Regions from separate parts of the Homo sapiens genome. Here region 2 is linked to region 1. Evidence: read pairs that join two places in POLR2A ChIA-PET (ENCODE). Cell type or tissue: MCF 10A. All regions are shown on one strand. Each heading gives the region's core, and the rest is flanking DNA. Links, peaks and the distances in the headings are about the cores only.

Region 1 (8,279 bases), core at 2,547-6,546:
TTGAGAGAGGAGAGAGATCCTATGAGTGTTCGACTATTGCTGACTGAGGAGTTACAGCCAGAGAGAAACTTCATATGGGCTATCCATTTTCGCTGTAGGACTATACAAAGCATTTGGAACAAACTCCGTTCCTACAAAAGACACAGTCGTAAATTTTTCATTTGCAATGTAATCTGATCTGAATTGTTCAGGAAGTCTGGGAAAAGACTGAGCAAAATAAAGAAAACAAAATTTCCTTAAAAAAAAAAAAACCTGAAATAACCCCCAAAGGAATGGAGCGAAAAGAAGTGTAGAGTGAATCACTAATAACCTCTCACAGTGGTTCTCAACCTTGGTTGTCTGGGGCAGGGATCATCAGTTCTCATTCAATTGGTATGTGTTGGGCCCAGGCACTAGGACTTTTAGAAAGCTCCCAGGAGATTCCAGTGTGCTTCTAGAATGCGGAGCCACAGGCCTATGGTAACACATTTGGGTGGAGTGGCTTTTTCGTGTGGAAATTGCTGTATACAGTTGAAGCACTCTGCAAGGCAGATTGTTTAGATTTTTCTGAGATTCTTAAGAATGAATCACAGGATGGATCAGGTTGTTTAACTACCTTGATGATGAACATTTACATAAGAATAAAGTAGCTGACCCTGTCTTTTTCTAACCTAAGATCAAGTATCCTAGAAGCAGGTGCAAGTTTTAAGAAAGAAAACCTCAGCTTTCGTTCTGCTGCTTCTTGATTCCTGTCTCACAATTTAGGATGAATATGATGAGTTACTCTTCCCACTTCCCTCTCTCAAATCCTTTTTTCTTTCTGGTACTTGATGTACTATGTGATCTTGGGCAAGTTACTAGTCCTTTCTGAACCTCAGTTTCCTTCACTGTCAAATAAAGATATCGTTTCCACCTCATAGGTTTGCTATGAAAGTTAAATGAGAAAATGCAAGCAAAACATTTAATACATTGCTTAGAACACTGTAAACGTTCAATAAATGCTGGGTACTACTACACTTTTAATTAGTCTTTGTGCTTTTTTTTTAAAGTGATGTCAACTGTTGAAATACCATCAGCACAGTCTCACTCAGACTCATAGCTAGAGGATCTATGTTTCTAAAGCCTTTGTTTTATGGGCAAATATCTACCCTACTGTGAACAGAAGGGCTCTTTGAACTTAAGAAATAGTTCTATCCACAAAGGAAGAAAAGAAATGTTACAGGAAAATGCAAGTATTTGATTATTACTGACTGGAACAGAACTTAGAAGACACGCTCCTGTCATTTCCTACTGGAGGAGACACACACAGTGATTAATTTCCTTGCTTTTAAAAATCGGAAACCATGAAGATCAACAAGTTAGAAATGTAATTAACAACTCCTGCTAGTTAATGCGTTGCCGCAGGTGCTGTTGGTCTAGATCAAAAGGATTTGATTCTGTAAGCTCCCTACTTTCTGCTACTGAAATGAATGCTTAGTGGGTTTCACCATGAAAGAAAATGATACTGGCATAGAGGGGGTTTGCAATAACAATTACTTTTAACTAATGGTGACAGAAGAAGTGACAAGTATGCTCTGTTGAACAGAGGCAGCCCCAGCCAAATGAAAAAGAGAATGGGAAAAAAGCCCCAGCAGTGCAATATAACTTCACCATAGGTTGAAATAAGACAATCAGAAACAAAGTTAGCCTCCCACCCAGCGAGGGTGGTTATACTAGCAAGGCCTCCAATCTTGTTTAAGAGAAATAAAAATTGGAGGAATTGTGGCAGAACCCTATTATAACCCTGGTCAGGGGACAAGGATAATACTCAGGCTACAGGTTTTTCTGTAATACTGAAAGGTGCTCCATACATCACTTTAATCCACAATGTAACAGTGAACGGGACCCACGTGCAGCGGGGGGCTTCTTCCCAGGGCTGTGCTGAACCTTCGCTCAGCACCAGGCTTTGTTCTGAGGCTTGTTAAAAGTTAGAGCCCGCATCCTCTTGGGGAGGCAGGAAATATTTAGGGCAGTAAGGTAGCAACTAATAGGTTTTCCCAACTATTGGAACCGGAGCTGTAATTTACAAGGAGGAAGCTGGGCTTGGTGGTCAGAGTAATGGCTGACCTAGTTATAAAATAACACAGATTTGTTTTCATGCAGGCTCTGGCCCAGACAAAATTTACCTTTGCCTTAGAAAGCAAAAAAAATTCATGAAGCTTATGAATATAGGAGAGAAATATTTAGCCTGTGAAACAGTGAACATTACATTTCCTTTTCAGCCCCTGGACAACACCTATATCCGAAGCTCCTCTTGTAGGCCCTGCACAATCTCTAACAGTTAAAGCTCGTCCAAAGAATGAATGTACACACTTTTAAAATCTCATGTTTTCCTCTGGAAATGCTCTGTCTTAACTTTTGTGCAAGGTCAGAGTAACACTTCCTTGCTACTTTTATCTTTACTTCTCTAATGCCCTCTGATTGAAAAGTCAAAAGCAAAGAAACAACGAATGCCTTTCTAACTCAGTTCTCTCATAAAGGAACTGACAATAAAATAATATCCACCGCTTCTTCCAGTTAAATGACAGATGTTACTATTAGTACTTTGTAATGAATACCAATATTATTAGATTCCCCTATGCTTGCTGTTGCATAAAACTCACGTGATTAAAAATCAAAGAAAATGACAAAACCAAAGTAATATAAATTTAACTACTTGAAAACTTAAAATACTCCTAACAGTATTCCTCACTTCAACGTTCTGTCCGTAAAACAGAAATAAACCATGGTAAAAATTCCTTTATAGTCTAATGCTAATTGTGAGTTCCCAGAACATGGTCAGGTCTGCTGCAGCAAAACATGTGTTAACTACCTGTCCAGACAGAACTGTTCTGAATCTTACTTACAGGAAAATGTGTGTTTTTTGTTTGTTTGTTTGAGAGAGGGTCTTGCTCTGTCACCTAGGCTGGAGTGCGGTGGCACAATCTTGGATCACTACAACCTCTGCCTCCCGGGTTCAAGAGATTCTCCTGCCTCAGCCTCCAAGCAGCTGGGATTAATTACAGACATGAACCACCACGCCCAGCTAATTTTTGTATTTTTAGTAGAGACGGGGTTTCACCATGTTGGCCAGGCTGGGCTTGAACTCCTGTCCTCAAGCCATCCGCCCGTCTTGGCCTCCCAAAGTGTTGGGAATATAGGCGTAAGCCACCGCGCCTGGCCTGGAAAATGTTATCTTTTTAATTGCCTACAGAAGAATTTTAAGAGTTGAGATTCTCTCATCCCCTCAGTTTTATTTTCCTGCAAACAAAATATAAAAAATTGAATTACCAATTTGTTTAGGCGAATTACCCCGAATTGTGGACTTTACCTTGAAAACTTAAACTGATCGGATACCGTTTGAACAGATTTAGCAGACATTTTTCTTTCAATCCTTATTGATTCCATTTGTATTTCTCTGAACGGAGAACATTTTTAATACTGTAAAACCTTGCACATGAGGCAGTAAGAAGACATGTTAATCTATCATAGCTAAGTAATTTCTATTCAAAAGTGTTATTTGCTAGGTACAAAAGTACTGTGCTACAGCCATACTGGGAAATAATATTTTTGTTAAAAAAAAAAAAATGAGTGGCTGGGCACGGTGGCTCATGCCTGTAATCCCAGCACTTTGGGAGGCCGAGGCAGGCGGATCACCTAAGGTCAGGAGTTCAAAACCAGCCAGACCAACATGGAGAAACCCCGTCACTAGTAAAAATACAAAATTAACTGGGCGTGGTGGCGGGTGCCTGTAATCCTAGCTACTCGGGAGGCGGAGGCAGGAGAAATGCTTGAACCTGGGAGGCGGAGGTTGCAGTGAGCCGAGATCGCGCCATTGCACTCCAGCCTGGGCAACAAGAGCAAAACTCCATCTCAAAAAAAGAGTTATTTGGGGAAATCTGCCCTGCCTACATGAGAGTGGTAAATATAAATATCAGGCAAAATGATTCAGCATCCAAATGGCCCACACGACCTGGAACTGAGAGCAGAAAGCTACCCCTAGGACTGAGCTCTTTGAAGATACAGAAGTTAGGGAAATAGCACTTACTGAGCATGTTGTCTTATTCATCTCTGAAACTCCACAGTGAGAGCACAATGCTTGGAATAGTAGGATGTTCAAAAAATGTAAATATTAAATTATTGTAAAATAAATACAAACAAGTCGATAAATAAAATGAAAGCTGTGTGGGCTGAAGTAGTTAAGAAAAAGCTTTGGACCGGGTGCGGTGGCTCATGCCTATCATCCCAGCACTTTGAGAGGCCAAGGTGGGTAGATCACCTGAGGTCGGGAGTTCGAGACCAGCCTGGCCAACATGGTGAAACCCCATCTCTATGAAAAAATATAAAAATTAGCCAGACGTGGTGGCAAGCGACTGTAATCCCAGCTACTCAGGAGACTGAAGCGGGAGAATCGCTTGGACCTGGGAGGCGGAGGTTGCAATGAGCAGAGATCGTGCTATTGCACTCCAGCCTGGGTGACAGAGAGAGACTCTGTCTCAAACACACACACACACACACACACACACACACACACACACACACACACACACACACACAAACAGAAAAAGATAAAGCTTTGGAAAGAGATGCAATTTGAGCTGGATCTTTCTTGAGTATAAACAAACTGAAGGCTCTAAGGCCTTACCTAGGAAGGAGGCAGAGGATAAGGAAGGAAATATTACAGAGAAAAGTACTCTAGATGACAAATAGACAATAGGAAGAATGAAGAATGACATTCTTCAGCTTTGCAAAGACCACCCAAATTGAACTTGGAGTCTAAGTCAAAATGCAGTGAGGGATAATGCTGGATACGATGGGAGGGGCACTTAGTAGGGAACTTGTCCTGAAGAAAGCAGGGAGTCAATGAAGAGTTCTGAGAGTATTTACAAGGATTCATTTCCAAGAATGAACAGTTGCATATTAAGAGAGGTGATGAGGCCTATGCAAAGGGCCACTAGTAAGATAAGATGCAGAAATGAGACTAATATATTTCGCAAATATTTATTGCAGTAACAGAGGCTAGTCTTCTTGCTAAACGCTGGGGTTACAAAGATGAGTAAGACCTAGTTCATGCATTCAAGGAGCAAGTGTGATAAAGGAAGTTTGTATGAGGTGCTGTGGGAGCAAAGACGAAGGGAACTAATCCAGACTGCAGAAATCAGGACAGATTTCTCAGAACCAAAGGAGTGAGCCAGGCAAAGAGGGACATAGAGAGGAGAATCAGCAAGGTGCATATATGTGTGTGCATGTGTGTATATGTGTGCATTCATTACTATAAACAATTTAGGATGACCAGAGTGAAAATAACACAGCAGAGCAAGCTAGACTCAGATATGGCTCCTGAGGCTTGGCCTGAGGGTGTCCATCAGGAAGCCCCGACTCTACCATGGAGTTCTATCAGGGGCGTCCTCAGATTCACAGACAGAGAAGATCAAGAGAGGTGGGCTTCTCTCTCTCTCTCTCTCTCTCTCTCTCTCTCACCCTAGAAAATATTTAGTAGCTGAGTGCCTTGTAAAGCTGGAACATGTGCAGAAATCAATTAAATATTGGATGAAATAAATAGATTGTTCCTAAATCCCTACTTCCTTGTTAACCTGAATGTTTTAAAGTTAAAAAACAAACAAACAAACAAACAAAAACCCTAAAGGTTTTTTTAGAGTGCTGTTTAAAATATTTACTCAGGTGTATGGGTAGGCCATATTTCATTAACTTCTAAAATATATCTACCCAGAGCTGCTGCTATTTTAACCAACATAGGGATGTTGCCAATTCATTGGACCTAAGTAGTATCTGATCGAAGCTCTCTCTTAGTTTGTGTCAGTCATGAGACAGGGTGTTGTAGTTGTAGGACTGGAAAGATGTGATGTCTTTCCTCATCCATCATAAGGGTCGTGGCCAACACCCCTGGAAGAAAAGACATACTAGCAAGATAAAAACATAACAAATGTATTTAGTCAAAGTTTTTACGTAAAACAAGAGCCTTCAAAATGAGAGCCCAATAACTCAAGAACTCAAGGAAAACTGCCTAGTTTTATGCTGAGGTTCAATGAAGAATGGACAAAAGGGTATGAGCTAATAATGGTAATAGACTGAGGGGCAGGGTAGGTCACAGAGTCTTCGCTTCTGAGGCCCTTCCAACCCCCTTCAGTGGAAAGTGCTCTGTATGCCAAAGGGCCAAACTTCGGGGTATCATTTTCTGAGTCCCAACATGGTTAAACATTCTGGTTAACAGAATGTTCTTCATGACATACCTGGATGACCAGAAGAAAGAAAAAGAACAAATCTTCCTGCCTTTTATACAGCATCTGCTGAAGCCTTACAAAGTTCAAGGAACTGGAGGTAAAATAAAGATGAATAAAAGCTGGAAAATAAGCTCCGTGGTGGTAGGGATTTTTGTTCCTTTTCTTTGGAGTTGTTTTCCAGAACTATAGAACCCACTAAGTGTCCACAAATACAAATGTTTTTGATTGAGTTAAAAAGTAGAATTCCTACCCTTAGGGAGTATACTATTGGCTCATAATTAAATGTGTCTTATTGGTGAGGTTTTAAGAGCATATGAGGCTATCACTGTGAACAGCAACTGTCACTGTACCATGGATTCACGGAATTGACAGAGAAGAGATTTTTCAGGTGGCAAATGAGCAAATGTTTCCTATCCAAACATCACCAGAGTAAGAAAAATCCCCATCTCATCAAAAATATGAGCCAGTACCTACATCCCTGAAGAGTCTTTCTTGGTACTCAGATTAAACAGAACACAGATTTCAACATAACTCCTTCCAAGTGCCAAGACATAAAATCCTTGAGCTTTTTATTTGGCTCTAATAAAAACCTGTATCTTTTTGGACAGCCAGATTATCTTACCACGTCCCTCCCCCAAGATACATTCAGGTCTTCAAGCCCTGTGTGAATTTCACTTCTCTAGGGAGTTGTCCTTGTTTCTCCTCTCCTCCATGGTGACTCCGCGTCCCCTGGGCACCAACACACCCTGAGCATCACAGTGCACTCACTAAGACACAACAGTGTCTTTGTTATTATAGCACGCATTCATTTTTATCTCTAGGGACTATAAACTTGCCAAAGATAAGCACTTATGAATTCTCAGATCCACTTTTTCTATAAAAGCTAACCCAATCCATTTTAATAACATACATACAATATTTCCACTTAGTCATCCGAAACCTTCCACTTCATGTACAAGAGTCGCTAGATTTTATGTTAATAAATTAACACAAGGAGTTCCACGCTATTTTTAAATTTTTGATTGAAAAAGAATCTGAGAGACACAGCTGGATTCTCAGCGAATGTACGGACTAGAAAGATAAGTTGTTTCCTGAACCTTCAAGACTTTTTTGTATTATTTTCCTGCTAAATTGCATATTTCTGTCCTTCAGAGAAGTCTTGAAGAGATCTGATTTCCTTCTGTTCTATTGTGTTGGTGTGAACGCCTTTGCAATTGAATAGGAAGCCGCGGAGGGTGGCAGGAACAAGTCAGCAGAAGTTACACAAAGTGAGGTGTGTGCTTTGTGACTGGTTAGAGCTCTAATGAGGCCAAGGTCATGGGTTCAACCCCTGAAAAGGCAGGTACTTCAGTTAATTCCCTGCCAAAGGACTGCACCCCTAAACTACTGCAGATTTCCTAGAAATCCAAAGAAGTGAAGGTTGGGGATGTGGGTGGGCTAACAATGCAAGTTCCTGAGAGGCAAAGGAGACCTCAAAATGCCCTGCCTCCCTCAAGTGTCAGAACAGGCCACTCATCAGGAGGAAGGGGCCAGTGCAGGGGCCCCTGCCCTGACACAGCCACAGAAAAACGCTGAGTGAGCAGGAGGATCAGAAGAGAGCTCAAGGTCTGAATCTGCCAAGTAAAATCAGGGTGCCTTGTTCTAGGTGTGTCTAGTTCCCTAGTGATCATCAGGACACACATACACATGTATTCAAAGATACGTAACCAAACCCATAGAGGAGCTGTCTGTGAGAAGAGCAGGAAATGAGAGGGAACATTCTGAAAAATCAAATTTGCCTTGCATATACCAGATAAAAGCATGCCTTGAACTCAGAAGTATGATTACCTCAACTACATCTGAGGTCCAAAAAAAGATGTGTGTGGATGGGGGGAGTCAATTTAATTATTCATGACTCCAGGAAGACAAAGCATGCTTTTAATTATTGATTGCTTCCTTCGAGGACAGAAATAAAGTGGCATAAAACAGTAATTATTTCATATTTTTATACTGACAGGGAAAAGAGGAGGGAATATTAACCTAAGTTCAAAGCAGTAAGCC
Region 2 (8,279 bases), core at 1,555-5,554, 290 kb before region 1:
TTTTATGAATGAAGCAGGCATCTGTGTGGTCAACAGATAACATATACATATTTCCTGGTTGACTTCTATTTTCCTGGCACCTCTCTGGTTTAACATGTGTCCCAGAGTTATTGCTGTTGTTGCTTTAACAAAAGATTATTATTATTAGCTGCGTTAAAATAAGCCAGGACTGGTTTAGTGGATAACTTTGAAATAGGACGTAGGACTCGACTCTGGAGGCAGGGCTCAGACACCTGACCTAATTGAGGACTAGTTAAAACAGGGATGGGGTGGAAACACCTTTCCATATAAGACATGCCCACCAGTGTGCCATGTCAGTTTACCATTGCCATGGCAACACCCAGAAGTTACCACCCTTTTTCTAGGAATTTCTGCGTTAATCGCCTCTTAGTTTGCATGTAAATTAAAGTGGGTATAAATTTGACTTCAGAACTGCCCTCAGCTACTACTCTCAGCACACTGCCTGTGGAGCAGCCCTGCTCTGCAGGAGCAGTCACAGAGCTGCAGGACTGCTGGAGCTGTAACTCCGCCACTTCAATACCTACCGCTGGCTTGCCCTTGAATTCCATCCTGGCTGAACCCCAATTTGGGGATCATCTGCCCTGCATCAACTTTGTACTTCCATATTGTAGCATAGTCTTCCCTAGTAGTGTGTGAGATACATGTGCCATAAACAGAGTTCAACACTTAACAAGTGGTTAAGTCTGAGCTATCAGTGATAACTTCTTTCACCTTTCTTAAACCTTTCTTAAGGCACAGGTAACTAACTCCTCCATTTTAAGGATAGCGGCATATCTCATGCTGGCTTGAAAAAACAAAGTGTGGTTGCATACGGTGACTTAGGACAACTAACTTTTCATCCCAAAGGATGTGGGAGAAATACTTGTTGCTGCTGTCCCTGGCACCCATCTGGTGTATGAGTCAGTTGTGCCTTGGCCCCAGGTGGGGCCTGCAAGATGATTAAGGCACAAGGCTGCCAATCTGCCAGACAGTGGGGTCAGTGTGAAATGTGGGAAATTAGAAACGTGGTGAATGTGAAATACATGCAGGAAGTGGAGGCTAAGCATGCCTACCATAAAGCTTACACAAAGTAGTGTGAGCAATCCTGCTAAAATGGTTTTGGCATATACTAGATAGGGTAAATCTACAACTATTTATTTACCCTATCATTTGGTAACACTTTTCAAAAATGTTGTGATGAACTCTCTCAGCAACAAAGAGCTCAAAAAACAAAACAAAGCAAAAAAGCATGTTTAATGAAATTTCAAATGCAGATTTCTCATTTCTAAATAAAGTTGACGATGAAATATAACGTGCATAAAATATTTGCCAACATTTATCAGCCTCCTTGGGGCCTATAGTAATGAAAATTAGAAGACATAAATATGTTAAGGAGGCCCCAGAATTTACTTCAAACCTTAGCTGTTATTTTAAGCTTTTCTTCGACAGGCATGAAATATGAAGCAATAGCTGCTAATATATTTGGTTTAATTAACAGAACTCTGCAAACAGCTCATGATTTCTGTTTTATGTGTCACCAGCTGCTTCAAATTAAAATTTAATTAATTCCAATAATTGTTCAATATTTTCATGAAATTCAGTGACTCAAAGCTTTTGAAAGTTCATCTGACTTTATTGTGTCTGCTATTGCAAATTCAGTGACAAAATTTGTGAGGATCATATAAATACAAATTCTGGTGATGCACACATTATATTTATTGTCAATTAGTTTATTGATAAATAAGAAATCTATAAAGCAGAAATGTTCTAGAAAACTTTTAGAGAAACGCTATTATTAAAAACAAAACTTGGAACCAAGCCAGACATGGGAGAGTGTCTGTAGTGCCAGGCGTTCAAGAGGCAGAAGCAGAAGAATTTCTTGAGCCTACAAGTTCGAGTCCAACCTGGACAACATAGTGAGACCCTGTCTCTAAAAACAAAACAAAAACTTGGAAGCAAAGAGATATTAAAATTTATCCTATAAAAGCAAGGGAAGACTTGAGTGAATAAATAAGGAAAGCTTAATCCATTTACAGTGTTTAATTTTGAAATTCTATAATTGTGCCTTAGAATATCTACATTTCTGGAATAATCTTTTGATGAAGCTTTTTGTAAAAACAATTTCATAAATTTGTATTCTATGCCAGAATGGAATGAAACTGCAAAAACTAATAATTGTGAAGCATCTATATACAAAATATTTTAAAGTATGGAGACAACTTACTAACAAGTTTTGTCTTACAAAACTATTAGTTAAAGACATCTACTCTGAATGGAGGCAAACAGGAGGTATCATATCTGGGAAAATACTTATGCTGAAATATTTACACATTTCAAATAAAAAGAATAATATTGAGAATTTCCTTCATTTAGCAGAATTTGTTCTGAGCTTACCATAAGCCTCACCACCTGAAGAAAGAGTAATTTCTCAATTGAAAATATTGTAAGCTAGATGGTAGAGTCAATTGAAAAAGAGTATAACAGGCCAGGTGTGATGGCTCACGCCCATAATCTCAACACTTTGGGAGGTCGAAGTGAGCCGATCACTTGAGTCCAGGAGTTCTAGACCAGCCTGGGCAACATGACAAAACTTTGACTGTACAAAAAATATAAAAATTAGTTGTGTGTGGTGGTGTGCAACTGTAGTACCAGCTACTTGGGAGGCTGAGGCAGGAGGATCACTGGAGCCCAGGAGGTCAAGGCTGCAGTGAGCCGTGATTGTGCCACTGCACTCCAGCCTGGAAGACAGAGTGAGACTCTGTCTCAAAAAAAAAAAGTAGGCGATTTTATGAAGAAAATTAAAATGATAAGACCACATTAAAAAAAAATACACTCTGTAGAAATATCTCAGTAAGAGAGTATTGGCAAAAAACACAGCTATTCAAAGTACTTTATTTAAAGTACATGAATATGGGCCGAGCGCAGTGGCTTATACCTGTAATCCCAGCACTTTGGGAGTCCGAGGCAGGCAGATCACCCTAGGTCAGGAATTTGAGACCAGCCTGGCCAACATGATAAAACCCCATCTCTACTAAAAATACAAAAATTAGCCGGGCATGGTGGCATGTGCCTATAATCCCAGCTACTCAGGAGGCTGAGGCAGGAGAATCGCTTGAACCCGGGAGGCGGAGGTTTCAGTGAGCCGAGTTCACACCACTGCACTCCAGCCTGGGTGACAGAGTGAGACTCCATCTCAAAACACACACACACACACACACACACAGAGTACGTGAATATGTACCAACAATTATTCTGTTTGTATTATTTTTAAATTCAGGTAATCAACATAAACATTTCAAAACTTTAATGTACATGAGTTACATGTTTTTAAGAGAGATTTATATTTTTGAAAAAAAATTTTTTTTTTTGAGACAGAGGCCCGGTCAGCATGTGGAGAAGGAATGTCACAAGAACTGATCCTCTGAGCTGTAGTTACAGGGAAGGTGCTCCTTACCTTTAATGTATCACCAAATGAACAGACAGCAACTTTTGTGACTTCCTAATACTCCAGTCCTTACTTCTCAAACCAGAAAAACCCTAGACAAATATCTTGCAACAATTTACTTCTTTCCTCTTTGTCCCCAGGGGAGTCCTGACTCTGGTTTCTTTATCCTCCCAATCCTAAAACTACTTCCTCTTTTGAATAGTAATCTACCTTCTGAGGTAAACTTACCTTATAGTAACTTTATAAGCTTTTATTAGCCACAGGAAAGGTTACACACTGAGGTGTTTTTTTGTTTGTTTGTTTTTTGTTGTTTTTTTTTTTTTTTTTGAGATGGACTCTCACTTTGTCACCCAGGCTGGAGTGCAGTGGTGAGATCTTGTTTTACTGCAACCTCTGCCTCCCAAGTTCAAGCAATTATCCCACCTCAGCCTCCCAAGTAGCTGGGTTACAAGCGCCTGCCACCATGCTCGGCTAATTTTTTTTTGTATTTTTAGTACAGGTGGGGTTTTGGTATATTGGCCAGGTTGCTCTCAAAGCCCTGACCTCAAGTGATCCGCCTGCCTTGGCCTCCCACAGTGCTGGGATTACAGGCGTGAGCCACCATGCCCAGATATTTTTGTTTTTGTTTTTAATTCTGTGTTGAAAATAGAAATTTAGGAAATTTTGAGAGTAGATGCAATATTTGATCAGTATCTGGGGCCTGCCTGACTTCATAGGAATCTAGTTCCCAATATATCCATCAAAAAAGCTGAGCAGGGACCAGGTGCAGTGACTCATGCCTGTAATCCCAGCACTTTGGGAGGCTGAGGCAGGTGGATCACCTGAGCTCAGGAGTTCGAGACTAGCCTGGGCAACGTGGTGAAACCCTGTCTCTACTAAAAATACAAAAATTAGCCAGGCATGGTGGGGTGCGCCTATAATCCCAGCTCCTCAGGAGGCTGAGGCAGGAGAATTGCTTGAACCCGGGAGGTGGAGGTTACAGTGAGCCAAGATCATGACACTGCACTTCAGCCTGGGTGACAGAGCGAGACCCTGTCTCAAAAAAAAAAAAAAAAAAAAAAAAAGCTAAGCATTGAAAGAACACCTAGTTCAATGCCAGGCACATAGTGAGTTTACAACAAATATATGTGAAATTTGTGAATGAATGAAAGAACTCCCAAATAGTTGAAAATCATCTAACTGTACACTTTCAGCTATTTGGTAAAAGAAAGTTGTCAGGAAATGAGAAGCAATAAAAAGTTGGTGGATAAACATTTTTCTTTCTGCCTCACACTGTATTAGTCCGTTTTCATGCTGCTGATAAAGACATACCAGAGACTGGGAAGAAAAAGAGGTTTAATTGTACTTACAGTTCCACATGGCTGGGGAGGCCTCAGAATCATGGCCAGAGGTGAAAGGCCCTTCTTACATGGCTGCCACAAGAGAAAATGAGGAAGATGCAAAAGTGGAAACCCCTGATAAAACCATCAGATCTCGTGAGACTTATTCACTACCATGAAAACAGTATAGGGGAAACTGCCCACATGAATCAAATTATCTCCCACTGGGTCCCTCCCACAACACATGGGAATTATGGTAGTACAATTCAAGATAAGATTTGGGTGGGGACACAGAAACAAACCATATCATTCCTCCCCTGGCCCTCCAAATCTCCAAATGTCCTCACATTTCAAAACCAGTCATACCTTCCCAACAGTTTCCTGAAGTCTTAACTCATTTCAGCATTAACCCAAGTCCACAGTTCAGTCTCATCTGAGACAAGGCAAGTCCCTTCCACCTATGAGCCTGTAAAATCAAAAGCAAGCTAGTTACTTCCTAGATACAAGGGGGTGCAGGTATTGGGTAAATACAGCCATTCCAAATGGGAGAAATCAGCCAAAACAAAAGGGTGTACAGTGCCCATGGAAGTCTGAAATCCAGCAGGGCAGTCAAATTTTAAAGTTCCAAAATGATCTCCTTTGACTCCAGGTCTCACATCCAGGTCATGCTGATACAAGAGGTGGGTTCCCATGGTCTCTGGGCAGCTCTGCCCCTGTGGCTTTGCAGGGTACAGCCTCCTTCCCGGCTGCTTTCACAGGCTGACATTGAGTATCTGCTGCTTTTCCAGGCACACAGTGCAAGCTGTAGGTGGATCTACCATTCTGGGGTCTGGAGGATGGTAGCCCTCTTCTCACAGCTCCACTAGGTGTGGGGACTCCAATTCCACATTTTCCTTCTGCACTGCCCTAGCAGAGGGTCTCCATGAGAGACCCACCCTTGCAGCAAACTCCTGTCCGGCATCCAGGCATCTCCATACATCTTCTGAAATCTGGATGGAGGTTCCCAAACCCCCATTCTTGACTTTCTGTGCACCCACAGGCTCCACACTATGTGGAAGCTGCCAAGACTTGGGGCTTGCACCCTCTGAAGCCACAGCCTGAGTTCTATGTTGACCTCTTTCAGCCACAACTGGAGCAGCTGGGATGCAGGGCACCAAGTCCTTAGACTGCACACAGCATGGGGACCCTGGGCCCTGCCCATGAAACCATTTTCTCCTTCTAGACCTCTAGGTCTGTGATGGGAGAGGCTGCCACAAAGGTCTCAGACATGCCCTGGAGACATTTTCCCCATTGTCTTTGGGATTAACATTCACCTCCTCGTTACTTACGCAAGTATCGGCAGCTAGCTTAAATTTCTCCTCAGGAAATAAGATTTTCTTTTCTATCGCATTGTCAGTCTGCAAATTTTATGAACTTTTATGCTCTGCTTCCCTTTTAAAACTGAATGCCTTGAACAGCACCCAAGTCACATCTTGAATAATTTTCTGCTTAGAAATTTCTTCCAGCAGTTACCCTAAATCATCTTTCTCAAGTTCAAAGTTCTGCATATCTCTAGGTCAGGGGCAAAATGCTGCCAGCCTCTTTGCTAAAACATAACAAGAGTTACCTTTGCTTTAGTTTTCAACAAGTCCCTCATCTCCATCTGAGATCACCTCAGCCTGGATTTCATTGTTCATATCATTATCAGTATTTTTGTCAAAGCCATTGAACAAATCTCTAGGAAGTTCCTGTCTTCTTCTGAACCCTCCAAACTGCTCCAACCTCTGCCTGTTACCCAGGTCCAAAAATTGCTTCCACATTTTTGGGTATCTTTTCAGCAACACCCCACTCCTGGTACCAATTTACTGTATTAGTCCATTTTCACACTGCTGATGAAGACATACCCGAGACTGGGCAAAAAAAGAGGTTTAATTGGACTTACAGTTTCATATGGCTGGGAGGCCTCAGAGTCATGACAGGAGGCAAAGGCACTTCTTACATGGCGGCGGCAAGAGCAAGAGAAAATGAGGAAGATGCAAAAACAGAAACCCCTGATAAAACCATCAGATCTTGTGAGATTTACTCACTACAAGAACAGTATGGGGGAAACCACCCCATGATTCAAATTATCTCCCGCTAGGTCCCTCCCACAACATGTGGGAAATACAAGAGTACAATTCAAGATGAGATTTGGGTGTGGACACAGAGCCAAACTGTATCACCCACCCTAGAGCTCAGTGGACAAGGTGAAATGCAAATGAGCCACAAATAAACTGAGGCAATATTTCTATCTCTTTTGCTTGCTGAAAGTTGGAGAAGGAGGAGCAGCTGAAGGAACCCAGCTTTTCTCTCTTGGCTGGTACTAGAGAGAGAAGGGGTATAAAATTACCCCTATAGTTCCTTCTGGGAGAAATTGCTTCTGAGATTCTAGAACCAGAAAACATTAACACTTCAATATTTTAAAAAACAATGAAGCAACACTTTTCGGATTAGCATGACTCTTTGTTTGTTTGTTTGTTTGTTTGTTTGTTTTGAGATGGAGTTTCACTCTTGTTGCCCAGGCTGGAGTGCAATGGCACGATCTCAGCTCACCACAACCTCTGCCTCCTGGGCTCAAGCAATTATCCTGCCTCAGCCTCCCAAGTAGCTGGGATTACAGGCATGTGCCACCACACCCAGCTAATTTTGTATTTTTAGTGGAGATGGGGTTTCTCCATGTTGGTCAGGCTGGTCTCGAACTCCTGACCTCAGGTGATCCACTTTCCTTGGCCTCCCAAAGTGCTGGGATTACAGGCCTGAGCCACCATGCCCAACAACTCTTTAATTACCAGAGAAAAGTTGTTATTTAGTGAAAGTCAAATAAAACAGAATATATATTCAGGATATGTAAAGGTGACCTGTTAGCCATAGCAGTTGAGGAGTGATTTTTTACCTTCTAGATACCTATGTAGTCTGATAACCAGGAAGTAGCACAGCCTAGAGTGTAGGCATTAAACCAAAGACAGGTCCCAGCACTACAACTTGCTAGCTGTGAGGTGTTGGGCAAATTACTCAACCTCGCTTCACCCTTATCCAGCTAAGGGGGTTGTTCTGAGGATTATGTGAAATAATTTGTGTAAAGCTCTTAGCACCACGCTACATGGTGAGTACACAAAAGATAGTTATTGGTACTTACTCTCCTGCTCTTCTGCATAGGTTTTGTCATCTAATCAACTATGATTTCTGCTGGAAGAATGGAGGCAATTTGTATACCTCATAGCAAGTTCATAAGGTATATTAACCACAGGAAAGGTTATATGGTGAGTTGATTGTTGCCTAATTTGATGAGTCAGATTGTTTTCTTTTTTTCACTTCTGTGTTGAAAATAGAAATTTAGGTCAATGTCTTGCTTCGGGCAGAAAAGCATTCTTTTTTGGTTACCTGTCTAAAGTAAGAAAGTAACCACTCTTCATGTCTCACCACCTATCTAGACCCACAGCTGATGTTAATAGATTTCCTTTGGAAACTTGAAGCAGGAGTTTTAGGACAATATCTGT

Evidence for each region. ChIA-PET counts read pairs that join two places held together with the same protein. Peaks named below come from ENCODE experiments on the same cell type or tissue, not always from the same donor. Only the 100,000 strongest peaks of a DNase experiment are listed, where the experiment ranks them.
Region 2: POLR2A ChIA-PET joins it to region 1 with 5 read pairs; 2 of 35 experiments call an interaction of 5 or more read pairs at or near these places.

What each region holds. Positions count from the first base shown.
Region 1 is chr1:214,289,287-214,297,565 of GRCh38, reverse strand. The region is part of intron 1 of SMYD2 (SET and MYND domain containing 2); the gene reads right to left. Among named protein-coding and RNA genes, the nearest start is that of SMYD2, 12 kb to the right of the region's middle. In MCF 10A, for the core only: no CTCF peak of the experiment used is centred there; a DNase peak (open chromatin) is centred at 5,045.
Region 2 is chr1:214,574,701-214,582,979 of GRCh38, reverse strand. No RefSeq gene overlaps it. Among named protein-coding and RNA genes, the nearest start is that of CENPF, 24 kb to the left of the region's middle. In MCF 10A, for the core only: no CTCF peak of the experiment used is centred there; no DNase peak of the experiment used is centred there.